Linked DNA regions of Homo sapiens: regions 2 and 3 are each linked to region 1. The links are chromatin loops, found by intact Hi-C in ENCODE. Cell type or tissue: OCI-LY7. All regions are shown on one strand. Region 1 has its middle 120 kb from the start of GOLIM4. Region 2 has its middle 140 kb from the start of MIR551B. Region 3 has its middle 55 kb from the start of LINC02082.

The links. A loop is a pair of places that touch in the nucleus more often than their neighbours do. Peaks named below come from ENCODE experiments on the same cell type or tissue, not always from the same donor. Only the 100,000 strongest peaks of a DNase experiment are listed, where the experiment ranks them.
Region 2: a loop joins it to region 1, with 2.5 times the contacts of the local background. A loop is called at or near these places in 2 of 110 quality-filtered maps.
Region 3: it touches region 1 in a loop (21-fold over the local background); 89 of 110 quality-filtered maps call a loop at or near these places.

The regions. Positions count from the first base shown.
Region 1 is chr3:168,209,990-168,212,489 of GRCh38, reverse strand. No RefSeq gene overlaps it. Among named protein-coding and RNA genes, the nearest start is that of GOLIM4, 120 kb to the right of the region's middle. In OCI-LY7, CTCF peaks have their summits at 780 and 979 (motif pointing left); a DNase peak (open chromatin) is centred at 979; H3K4me3 peaks cover 402 bases; H3K27ac peaks cover 477 bases.
Region 2 is chr3:168,694,030-168,696,529 of GRCh38, reverse strand. It overlaps the pseudogene EGFEM1P. Among named protein-coding and RNA genes, the nearest start is that of MIR551B, 140 kb to the right of the region's middle. In OCI-LY7, no CTCF peak of the experiment used is centred here; no DNase peak of the experiment used is centred here.
Region 3 is chr3:168,846,186-168,848,685 of GRCh38, reverse strand. No RefSeq gene overlaps it. Among named protein-coding and RNA genes, the nearest start is that of LINC02082, 55 kb to the left of the region's middle. In OCI-LY7, CTCF peaks have their summits at 995 and 1,201 (motif pointing right); a DNase peak (open chromatin) is centred at 1,225.

The DNA.
Region 1 (2,500 bases):
ACATTTATTCAGAAATTGTTTTTTCTCCCTCCAAAGAAAATAATAATAATAGTTAATATCTACTGTCCCTTTATCCACATTCTGTTACCCTCGATAAGTCATTAATCAGATCTCCAAATTGAAAGAACAACTCCTTATAGAATTTACCTCACATAACATTTTGATTACATTTTGCCAAATGGATACATAATCATCCAGTAAAGAGTGTTAATTTATAAGGTGGGTGGTATTTTTTAAGCCATTACAATTTTGCTAAAATTTTAAAAACCCTCAAAGATTCTTAAACTGTATCATCAGGACCATCAGCTATTAATTATGTTGATTGAACAAAAACTGTCTATTCTACACTTAAAACATAATACAAAGAAGATACATTTGTTTTAATAACTTAAATGTTCATCTATGTTATTTTTGCTATATCAATAATAATTAGATTTTAAAATGGAAGAAAAATACAATTACATTTTAAAATTGGGAAAGAATGGTTAATTTTACTTCTCTGTTTAGCTAGGATACTGAATTCATAGATTCATTTTTACTTATATTAATTATCATTTTGATAAAAGACAGCAATGGTATTGTTATTCTTGCCAAAATGAAGTTCAGTAACAGAACCTTAACACTGAGAAAAGAACAGTGAAGCAAACATGACTGAGTGAAAATGACTGAGTCCCTGGGAATATTCGTGTCCCTCATTTAGCTCTTTAGCACGATTCTAAAGAGGAAAAAATAAAGACCTTTTCCCAGGAAAGGTTTCTCTCTCTCTCTCTCTCTCTCTCTCTCTCTCTCTCTCTCTCTCCTTCCCTCTCTCTCTCTGCCAATAAAAAGCAACACCACCACAGATTCTGGGAAGTTGGTGTATGAATTTTCATTTGTTGAACTTGCACCGGAGGCTGTGCTAGTCTCAGAATAGTGGAAGGTTTGGATTTCTCCCCCTCAAAATTCGAACTAATATTTAAAATATAATGTTTTGGTGCCATCTGGTGTATAAATTGCAGGTTTGCAGCTTCACTTAAGCATCTAATAAAATGCTTCTGAGGAAGGACAAAAGAAAAAGCCAGAAGAATGAAGAAATTATTAATCTTCACGTGTCACAAATAATGTGAAGCCAGTCACAAGATATGCTGGGAATTAGTGGTTACGAGATGGAGGAGAGGCAGAAGTCAAGGTGGAGGGACGAGGGAATGGGAGCAAGTGGTGTTGAAGCCAAACTAGCAAGAGCTCAAACAAGGACAGAGCAGCAGTATGGGCCTCATGTATCAGGAGGGCCACACATTGTTGTCTGAGTCAAGGTCACAAGCCTAAAGCATCTGAGCCACCTGAAGTCTATCTGGGCAGCTGGACTCCTTCTGGGATCCGTGGAAAGGTGGGAAAGGTCAAATCTTAGGGGCCAAAGGTCATTTCCAGCAAATGACTCTGGACAGCAGCAATTGGTCAGAGTCCGTGAAGACTCAGTTTTCCCAGTGGAAAATAATTGAGGCAGAAATTGAAAAATTGGGGTAGAGTATTGGCAGGAACTGAGTTGAAGGGTCAAAGCTAAAATTCCATTGCCAAAAATCTCTGGGGATTCAAAAGTACCTCAACTCAAAATTCATGTGCTTTCCCGTCATCAATCAAACCCTAAAACAAATAAACAATTAAACAAATAAACAAACTGTTCCTAGTCTTCCTTTTTCAAAGATGGCAAACTATCCAGTTTCCAAGCCAGAAAAATACAGTCTCTTCATGGCATTGCCATTTCTCATGTCCCATATCTAGCCAATCCCAAAGTCTTGTTGATTTCTCCCCTTAAATAAGTTTTGAATCTGCCCATCTCCCATCACTGACACCACCTGGTTTAAGCAACAACTCTTTCACCTGGTTGACAACTTCCTGATTTCTCCACCACCTTCCACTTCTCCTACTTCTAACCTGCTCTCCATAGCATGGTCAGGGCTGTAGTTTCAAAATGCAATCTGATTATGGTGCCACTCTTACTTAAAATGTTTCTGTCACAACCCCCCTCCCTTAGGATAAATGCCAAATTCTAACATGTACTGCAAGTCTCCACATGATCAGGCCTCTATTTTTCTAGTCTGTACTCTGCCTTGCCCCTGTGCACTCAGCTCTAATCACTGTGGCTTTCTTCACAGCCCTTTCTTCCTACTGCAGGATCTTTGCATATGCTACTTCTGCAGCCTAGGCCTTCCTCTCTTCCCACTGCATCTAGTTAACTCCTATTCATCTTTCAGAACTCAGCTCTAGATCCATGATTCTCCCTTGCCTTTTTAAGTAAAAGCCCCAATCTTAAATTTTAATAGCTCCAAATTGTTGCGGGAAGTCAGGGACCCTGAACGGAGGGACCAGCTGAAGCCATGGCAGAAGAACACAAATTGTGAAGATTTCGTGGACATTTATTAGTTCCCCAAATTAATACTTTTATAATTTCTTATGCCTGTCTTTACTGCAATCTCTGAACATAAATTGTGAAGATTTCATGGATACTTATCACTTTCCCAAT
Region 2 (2,500 bases), 480 kb before region 1:
CTAAAGACATATTATTTAGGGAAATCTGACATACTCCTCAAATTACCTTCCTATCCTGTAAGATTTCTTGTTTCTTTCACAGGTAAGAGGATAGAATTTCCAGGAAAGTGTAGGAGATATGAAACAACTATGTTTTCTTTTTTTTGTTTGTTTAAGAAAAGATAGCAATAATTTCTACTTGCTTGTTTTAAAGAAATCTTATTACTTTCCCCCCACTCTTAGATTCAAAAACACATCAGTGACCTCAGTTTTTATTGATTTTTCTCTTCACGATGAGTCATACATCCATGCTTTCTTGCATGCTACTAATTTTTCATTGGATTCCAGACACTGAATTTTACTTGTTAAACGCTGGACAGCTCTGTATTCCTCTAAATATTATTGAGCGTTGCTCACAAATGTAGTTGTTTCTTGGAAACAGTTTGATCATTTTGCATCTTGCTTTTAAGACTTGCTATATAAGACATGAATAGTTTTCAGTCAAAGGCTAATAATACCAAGGAAAGCCATTGACTATTCATTCTAGTGTTTTGTGCGTTTTAAGGTTTTCTTGTCTGGTTGATGAGAAGAGGGACGATTCCTATCCTTATGTGAGCATTATTGGCAACTGTTTGTTCTCTCTAATATTTTTGAGTGCTCCTTTCTCCAGCCTTGTGTGACTTCCTCACATGCATGTGTTGATCAGTACTCTGTTAATACTTGAGGAAAACCCTCTGCTAAGTTTTGTGTCACTATCATAGCTGCCCACAAGGTGCAGATACGAGCCTGCCTGCAGGCTAAAACACTTAAAAATGGGAAAATCACTGTACCCTCTTCTTCCAACTTGATTTCCTTCTACAATCTCTCTATTTTTGTGCTGTCAGGTAATTTAAAACAAAATAAACAACTATGTAAATATTGAGTTTATTGTTATTTGTGAGAGTTTCATTCTGATTGGAGCTTATACAGCCATTCTAAAAGTGGCACTTTCCCTTCCACTTAGATAATACCTTTGTAGTGTTGCCCCCAGATCTTCACTCTATCACATTACCAAATACATAGAATTTAGTGACTGAGAACATCAACAAAATTAGTTGTATACCAATTAAAATATATAAAATTATAAAAGTGGGACTCAATTAAAAATTCACATCATTTTCTTCTAGTAGACATAATCTGTTTTATTCTTACATCAGTGAAAAATGCCAATTGTTGATTCTTTGTAAAATTATTTTAGAGAATTAAAATATTTAAACATCCCTTATTTATCAAATGATGTTGTGATTATTGATTTCATGAGAATAGAATTTGTCTTTCATTTATTCTCAAATATTAGCTGTTACAGTGTTTCTTTAGCTCCGTCACCCAGGCTGGAGTGCAGTGGCGCGATCTCGGCTCACTGCAAGCTCCACCTCCCAGGTTCACGCCATTCTCCTGCCTCGGCCTCCTGAGTAGCTGGGACTACAGGCACCTGCCACCACACCCGGCTAATTTTTTTGTATTTTTAGTAGAGACGGGGTTTCACCGTGTTAGTCAGGATGGTCTTGATCTACTGACCTCGTGATCCGCCCACCTCGGCCTCCCAAAGTGGTGGGATTACAGGCATGAGCCACTGCGCCCGGCCTACGGTGTTTATTTTCAATGAATATTTGTTGAGTGAAAGTAAACCACTGGTTATATACTTGACGAAACAGTGAAGTTTTGACTTCATTTTGTCACTCTTTGGATATTGTCTAATTAGGGCTTCCTAGACCTTAAAATGTACCCAAACTACCTAGGAGTCTTGTTAAAATGATTATTCTGATTCTATAGGTATGGGGTAGGGCCTAAGAGTCTGCATTTCTAACAAACTCCAGGCGATGTTCATGTTGCTGGTCATGGATCACACTTTGAGTTTCAAGAGCATAATAAGTAGTACTTAAACTTGGGTGCATAAGAATAACTTGGGAAATTAGTTTAAAATGAAGATTCTTCAGACTTAAACTCCACATTTTCTGATCCAGCAGTTTCAATGTACTGGGATCTGCATTTTAGCAAGCTCTCCAGGTGATTCTGATACTGTATTCTAAGGACCACACTTAGGAAAAGATCTAAACTGTAAGATTTAAGGTAACTGTATATTAAAAGTTCCCAAATAATTAAGAAACTAAGTAGTTTTTCATTTACTTAATGCCTCAAATACAGGCTAAGGTTTAATAACAAAATAAAAAGGATGCCTGAAATTCGCTCTTTATTTATATTACAAAAGCTTGAATTTGCTTTACATGTTTGTGAAGATAAATTGTGTCACTTCTAATGCCATTTGTTTTTTTCTCCTAGTAAGAAATTTTATTAATAACACTAGAAATCTCACTGATTTATCCAGTTGCAGGCTTTGAAAGGACCTTAGAAGATAAACTACTCCAAACGATACACTATAGGAGTCGCTTCATCAACATTTTTAACAAATGGCTATTCAGACTCTGATTAAATACTTCCAGCTGTAGGGAGCTTGCTGTTTTATGTTTCCTATGTCTTCCTA
Region 3 (2,500 bases), 640 kb before region 1:
ATACTTTAAAATTTTGACATTTTACATAAAATTTATTCTTTCTGACTTTTCATATTATAAATATCAGAAGTCCTAGTAGCATGAGGCCAACCTTTGTGCATGACTACAGAAAACTGAGTTGGGAAGCAGTTTAGTGTCTGGCTGTAATGACAGGGCATGGAGTCTCCAATTCATACCATCCCACCATTCTTTAACATTCTTAAAGCCTGGGAGGCTTTCCAATTTGTAGCTTATATTTAGCGTATATATAAAAACTATATTTTTAGCTTATATTTAGCTTATATATAAAAACTATATTTTTAATGTCCGAAAAGTAGTCTTATATATAACATCCATTCATAATTGACTGTGTTCCAATAATCCCAAAAGGTTGAAAGATTTATTCCGAATTGGCTGTAGCAACTCTTTCAGGTGCAGTTAAATAGGGAAGAAAGAATGCTGATAGGGCAGTTGATGGGAACAGGAACCCCCCCAGATGACCTGCTTCTTCCTTCCCAGGGAGGGCTTCAGGGTGCTGGTCAACGAAACTGATAGGAAGCCCTGGGACCTTTGTCTTTCACTTCTCTGTGGATTTTTTTTTTTTAGGGGCCCGAAGCAGGTGGCTAAATTTAACACTATCTAGGGAAATGTGTGTTAATCTATCCTAAGAGAGATGTGATTGTCTTTAACAATCGTTCTCAAATTTTAACAAGCATCAGAATCACCTGGGAGGGCTTTTTAAAACAGATTACTGGGCCCCATTTCCAGAATTTCTTATTCAGTGCATGGGGTGGAGCTGAATAACTGGCATTTCTAATACGTTTCTCAAGAATGTTCATGCTGCCAGTCTAGGAACCGAGTTTGAGAAACACTTGCCTATTGACATCTGTAAGGAATTTTTTAGATTCTTCTGGACACTGTAAATGCTATATTTATTCAGAAAAGGTCAATGAAGGTAGCACCTGCTAGCAAAGCTCTTGATGGTATTCACTTGGCAGAAGCTGAATTCATGAAGAACTACAAATAATTATTAGCCTATACTACCACCTCTTACATTTCTGCCCCAGTCATACCTCCCATGAGAATCCATACACTATGTATAATATTGTAACAGAACAAACGACCAAGAAAAATAGAGAAAATACTTGAATCATCATTTTCTTTTTCGTAAGAGGCCATATCTTTGATTTTTTTAATTGGAAAGGATCTTTGAAACCACATGGTGGCAGTGTAATCACATGAGTGACAGTCTCATGGCGCCAGAGTTGAGTTTCTGAACCCACTATATATTAAGAGATAATTCTGAAAGCTAAGCATCTGCGATTTCGGCGTAAAAATTATTGGCCTGTAAAGTATAAATGACAAGTTGTAGTCATATGCCTCTACAAAAGGCTCAAAGCTTTCAATATTTTTACAATGCCTCGGACAGAATACATTTTTTCCCTTTGCTGTTTCATAGTCACAAGAACAAGCAACAGATCATTTCATGCATGAGCTATGTAACAAATTCAATCCAAAATAACTCATGCTTCAGTTTATTAAATTACTGTGATAGCAGATTCACTTCTACACTTTAATCATTTTTGATAAGTAAATTTATTTTTTTCTTTAGTATTGCTTAATTTTAGGTATTTGCATGCTCCATGTTTCTCACAACCAAGTAAAATTGAACTTCCTCAGATTTGATTACTAAAGTATCTACTTAGGTCCTTCCTTTCTAAAGTGAGGTTTTTAACGACAGCAATGAATCTTTGGCTGATTTTATTTTGGCTGGTTGACTATTAGTCTGTGCTGTAATCCAGATAGTTCCAATGTAATACAACATACACAGAATTCTTAGATGAACAGAGTGCGGTTCAAGTGCAGGGCATATTTAGCTCTTCCACTCCTTGTCATATAACAAAACATTCCACACCATTTGCAGAAATGGCAGTTTCCTGTAGGTAGGAGGGCTGGTTTAATATTAAACATTGAAAATTCTCCCTTATTTGCATTTTGATATAGTGCTTTTGGTCACCCAAGGAATAGAAACCATCAAATAAGATCTTTGCAAGTGCCAATAGCTATGGATGTCAACAGAAGAGAACAATTAATCCAGAAGCCTCCCTTGCAATAAAAGATTTCTCAGGTCCAGTTTGCTGACAAAATCTACCTTTTCCAAAGGTGATGGTTCTTCAAGACACCAGTACACAGACTTCAAAAGAAGAAGAAGAGGAAGAAAGAAGAAGAAGAAGGAGAAGGAGGAGGAGGAGGAAGAGGAGAAGGAGGAGAAGGAGAGTAGAAAGAAGAACAGAAGGAGGAGAAGGAGGAGGAAGAGCAGGAGGAGGAGAAGGAGGAGAAGGAGAGTAGAAAGAAGAACAGAAGGAGGAGAAGGAGGAGGAAGAGGAGGAGGAGGAAGAGGAGAAGGAGGAGGAGAAGGAGGAAGAGGAGGAGGAGGAGAAGGAGGAATAGGAGGAGGAGGAGAATGAGAAGAAGAGTAGGAAGGGAAAGAGGAGGAGGAGGAAGAGAAAAAGGAAGAGGA